2 separate regions of the Homo sapiens genome follow, and region 2 is linked to region 1. The links are chromatin loops, found by intact Hi-C in ENCODE. Cell type or tissue: GM12878. All regions are shown on one strand.

What was found. Hi-C counts contacts between places; a loop is a spot of excess contacts. Peaks named below come from ENCODE experiments on the same cell type or tissue, not always from the same donor. Only the 100,000 strongest peaks of a DNase experiment are listed, where the experiment ranks them.
Region 2: it touches region 1 in a loop (2.2-fold over the local background); 18 of 110 quality-filtered maps call a loop at or near these places.

What each region holds. Positions count from the first base shown.
Region 1 is chr19:4,185,368-4,187,867 of GRCh38, forward strand. ANKRD24 (ankyrin repeat domain 24) reads left to right here. Exons shown (of 22, transcript NM_001393985.1): 2 at 1,023-1,094. The coding sequence starts at 1,059. Among named protein-coding and RNA genes, the nearest start is that of ANKRD24, 3.9 kb to the left of the region's middle. RefSeq lists an enhancer at 878-997. In GM12878, a CTCF peak has its summit at 1,228 (motif pointing left); no DNase peak of the experiment used is centred here.
Region 2 is chr19:4,062,872-4,065,371 of GRCh38, forward strand. All of the region lies in intron 1 of ZBTB7A (zinc finger and BTB domain containing 7A), which reads right to left. Among named protein-coding and RNA genes, the nearest start is that of ZBTB7A, 2.8 kb to the right of the region's middle. RefSeq lists enhancers at 1-184, 679-858 and silencers at 1,519-1,608, 1,839-1,978, 2,169-2,358. In GM12878, a CTCF peak has its summit at 1,079 (motif pointing right); no DNase peak of the experiment used is centred here; H3K4me3 peaks cover 2,407 bases; H3K27ac peaks cover 2,029 bases.

The DNA.
Region 1 (2,500 bases):
GCATAGGTGGTAAATGCGTGGAAGGGTGGCTTGGAGAATTCACGAGTAGATAGGTGGACAGGTAGAGGCCATGCCAACCCCTACTCCTTGGTAAGAGGCAAATACAGATTCTCCATCACAGAAATCCCTTTCACACATAGGGCCTCACAGTCACACCCCTCAAAAAACACACCCCCTCAAGATAGGCCTGCCTGACCTCCGTGCCTGCCCATGCGGAACGTAGAACAGGCCCAGGTGGACAGAAGTGCACGTGTGCACACGCCCCACACTCAACGTCACACACATGCATGCAGCCATTGCCCCAGACCTCCACCCACTATGGGTGAATTGCTGTCACATGGAGGTTCCCTCTGACTATGTAGCAAACATGCCTCTGTGCTGAGAGCCGTCAGCCCTGGCTTCAGTCCCCAGGGAGCCCCTGACTGTTGAAAAGGACAGAATCAGCCCAGACCCTTCCAGCCCATGGAGCCAGGGGTGAGGCAGAGGCAGAGACCCAGCCAGGGTAGGCGGGAACCCAATTTGGGGAGTTAGATCTCTGCTTGGGAACAAGAGGCAAAGCTGATAAGAGCAAGGGATTTTGGAACTGGGCTTTGAAGGATGAGTAGGAGTTCAGAGAAGAAAAAAGAAACCATTCTAGGCAGAAATAACTGCACAGGTAAAAGTTAGGAGACCAGAAAAGGCTTGATCTGTTTGGACCGCAGGAAATACCAGTGAGATGCATTTATGAAGCCCCTCATGTTTGGCCAGGCTCTGTGTAGGGACCATGCTGAAAACTGACCATGAGTTGGTCAAGAAAGGATCATTTCTGTCACTGTATAGATGAGGGAAGTAAAACAGAGAGGGCAAGTAAACTGCCAAAGGACACACAGCAGGTAGGAGATAGAGCAGGTCTGTGTCTTGCTCTAGGGGCCAGGACTGGTCAGGAAGGAGGAAGCGGTCCTTTTGAGGAGGGCGAGGCAACGGACCCTGCCGCCCACCAGGACTGGTGTCCCTCACCTTACCCCCACCCTTGCCCTCCTCAGGTGGCCTGTGGAGAGGAGAAACACAGGGCACCAACTATGAAGACTCTCAGGGCGCGATTTAAGAAGACAGAGGTGAGTGTGAGGCCCTAGATGCCCGATACACCCCTGCAACTTCAGCCTTCTGTCTCCTGGGGCTTGGCTGAAGATCCACCCTTTCATTCCAGTACCCACCTCTTCTCCTTTCCTCTCTGCTGCCCCCTAGCGTCATGACCTCCCCACTGCTCCCCGTACAAGCTTTCCAGCCCAGGCCTTTACCCAGGCCCTAGTCCGCTCTCCATGGAATTCCTTCTCGCCGCATTGCCACCAATCAGACCCTCCTAATTCCTCACAATTTGGCCCCAGTACCACCTCCCCGTCCAATCTCCGCTCTCCCCGGCCACAGTAACCCCTTGCTTTTCCAAGGACCCACTTTCCCGAGGATCCTGATCTTTTGCTTTGGTGTGTGTGTACTCAGCACATATTTATATAGCAGGCGCTGTTCCAGGCACAGGGGAATCAGCCAGGGAATAGGGCAGGCAAAAATCCTTGCCCTCGTGGAGCCGACCGCTGAGTACGGGAGATGAACACGAAACAAGATAAATAAGTGACAATGTGTATTTTGTGTCGCAAAGACAGACAAAGCAGGAAAAGGGAATTGAAGCATTCAGGGCAGGGGAGGTGGCTGCAGTTTTAAAGAGGGTGGCCAGGGAAGGCTTCCCAGAGGAGGTGGTATTAAAGCAAAGATTAGAAAGGGAAGGGGAGGGCTGGGCGTGGTGGCTCACACCTGTAATCCCAGCATTTTGGGAGGCCAAGGCAGGCAGATCACGTGAGGTCAGGAGTTCAAGACGAGCCTGGCCAACATGGTGAAACGTTGTCTCTACTAAAAATACAAAAATTAGCTGGGCACGGTGGCGGGCACCTGTAATCCCAGCTACTTGGGAGGCTGAGGCAGGAGAATTGCTTGAACCTGGGAGGTGGAGGTTGCAGTGAGCTGAGATTGTGCCATTGCACTGCAGCCTGGGCAACAGAGTGAGACTCCATCTCAAAAAAGAAAAAAAAAAGAAAAAGGGAAGGGGAGTGGGGGAGAGAGTTTGCAGGAATTGCATTCCAAGTGGCTGGAACAGCCAGTGCAAAGGCCCTGAGGTAGATCCAGCTGTCTTCTCTTGCATCCGTGTCTTTGGCTATGAACTCCTAGAAAGACATGCTTCTTCCTCCATTGTCCCCATTCTTCTCAGCCCCCTCAAGTCCCTGTGGCGGCCAATTCAGGGCACAGATGGGGAGGATGAAAGGGAGGGCTCACCTCCAGGGACAGGCAATCAGCCTTCCTGAGCACCTCTTTGTGCCTGGCCTGGGTGGGCAAGCTTGACTTGGAGCCTTTAGTTTTCGTATCATGGGATACAACATCCCCATCTGGTGTGGCCTGGAGAAATCAGGGAGTCTGCCTGGAGGAGGTGGCACCGGAGCAGAGCCTGGAAGAATAGGGAGGATTTAGAGAAGTG
Region 2 (2,500 bases), 120 kb before region 1:
CCCTCGAGACAACACTCTAGGGCTGATGACCATCTCCCCACTGTCTGGATGGGAAGACTGAGGCTGGCAGAGGGGGAGTGACTGCTGGGGTGGACCCAAGGGCTGGGCTAGGACTGGACCATGCTCACCCCCACCCAAGGCTCACCCCCACCCAAGCTCGTTCCTCTTGTCCTTGTTGCCCAGGGCTACTGCAGGGCAGTTTATGGTCTGGCAGGTGACAGGTGGGGGTGCAGGTGTCTCACGCAGTTCTGACCCACACCCCACACTCAGGTCTCTGCCATGCCCTGAGCTGACCTGGGAGTTTCCGCCGCGGAGGAGAAAAGACACCACGGGTGGCTTTGCAGGCAGCAGCTGGGGGACCCTCCACAGCCCCAGGAACACAGCGCGCCCCGGCTGCAGGGGTCACGGGGCTCATCCAAGGTCGCAGAGCAAGCGTGCCAGCATTCCAACCCTTGAGGAGCCCTCCTTGGAGCATCTGGGCTGCAGTGGGCTGGCTCTGGGGAGGTGACCTCGGTCTCCTCTGGTCATAAAACCCAGAGCCCTGCCCGCCTCTGAGGACCAAGGTGAGACGAGTTTGTGGCTCGGCAGGATTGCAGAGGGGCCTCGTATGCACGTGCGCCAGCCAGGGCCTGCCCGGTGAGGCAGGGAGGCGAGAGGGCTGTGGCTCGTGCTGTGTGACCTTGGGAGCCATGCTGGCCCTCTCTGAGCCTCAATGTCATCTTCGGACACAGGGTTTAATAAGCCTCGGTGACACTCCATTTGCAGGCAGGTGCCTGCAGTTGAGCCTCTACTGCCAACCTCCGGCCCTGCTTAAAGACAGGTGGGCAGGCGCCCCTGGGCCACCACACAGTGGGAGGGGACTTTGGACAGGCCCCGAGCTGGAAGGATGGAGCACAGGGGGCAGCTCTGACCCCACCTGAGTGACCTTGGGCCGCTCTCTGCTTCCCCCTACGCTTCAGTCTCCCCTGCCTAGTACCGGCACCTGCTCCGAGGCTTGCTCTAACCTCCGGAGTTTCCAGGCTCACATTTGACCTCCCCTCCCGGCCTTGGTTTCCTCCTCATATGGCAACGGGGATCTGCCACCAGGTGGACCCAGCTATAGGTCAGAGGGACTCAAGGAAAGAAAAGGAAAAAACAAACAAACAAACAAACACCCAGCAGGGATTTGTGATCGCCCCAGGAACCTTTCCGACCAGGCCCCAGGCTGGGCTCTGCCTCGGCCGCGCCTCAGTCTCCCGCACAGAGCAAAGGACCCATCCACTGCCTGCGGCCGCCCGCGGGCCTCTGCCGATGCGTGGCTGCCCGCCCGGGCCCAGGTGCTGACTGGCCGCCACGCAGCCAATCGGAACTGAATAATAAATACCCCCCGGACTGACCCACGAATTAAAATTTCAGTGTCCCGGTTGGCTCTTCTTTCCTTCCTTAGACTTCGCTTTTCCAGCGGCCGGCTCCTGCCCCCCCTTCTCCCCCAAGCTCTGTCTCCACAGCGATGGCTGGTGGTAAACAGAGGCCCCGGCCCCGCCGATAGGTGCTCTCGGGGCCCCATGGCGGGTGGCCCTCGCGGACAAACGCCCCCGGCCTGAAGCCCTCAGGCCCTGGCAGCAGCAGGGCTGGGCTTAGGCCTGGCCTGGCCTGGGCCCCTGCCCCAGCCTGGCCTCCCCGGGACCTCTCCCAGACCAGTTTGCCAATAGGAAGTGATCGGCCGGTGGTGGGGAGGCACCCCCAGTGTGGGAGCGGCACGCTCAGGGTTACGCCCTGGTCCAGTTCTGAGGTTGGGGCGGGGGGCACTGACACGGAATCCCCACGCCCTCTCCGGAGGCAGCTGGCAGGGAGGTGGGGGGGCCCACCGAGCCCGCCACCCATGGGTGAGCCAGGTGGGTGCCGCGGGTGGCAGGGGCACCAGCACCTCTGTGACTTCCGCCGCCTGACTGGGGGGAGAGGAGTTGCTGCCTCCCCCCGCCTCGCCGCCAACTCCTGGCTGCATTCCGCCAACATTTAGTGGGCGCCGACTGGGTGTCCGGGCCCGGGTGGACAGCAACCTCCCGCCGCGGCCCACCGTGCGCCCCCGCCAGCCAGCCCGGGCAGCGCCTCCCAGAACCCGCAGAGGCCCGGTCCCTGGGGGGGCACCCGCTCCTCCGCTCCGCTCAGCCCCCAGCCAGGCTCCCAGGCCGGGGGGGCTGGGTCTCCCGCCCGGGAGGTAGGGAGCGGGAGGGAGGGGGCTGGATCCCACCAGCTCCCCCCTCCCCTGCCCGGGCTCAGGCTTCGCACGTGGTGGTGGCGTCAAGGGAAAGGAGGGGGGGTCCGGGCCAGAGGAGACGGGGTCACGCGCTTTGGGGGCGCGGACGGCGGGGACTGGGGTGCTCTCTCCGCCCCCTCCCGCGGGTCGGAGCCGGACGGCCGTCCGGGCAGGGCGAGGGGCCAGGCCAGGCCCCCCACCCGGGGCTGAGTCAGGCCCGGGCGGGGGCAGGAAGCGGCCCCCTCCCCCGCCCCGGCCGCAGCG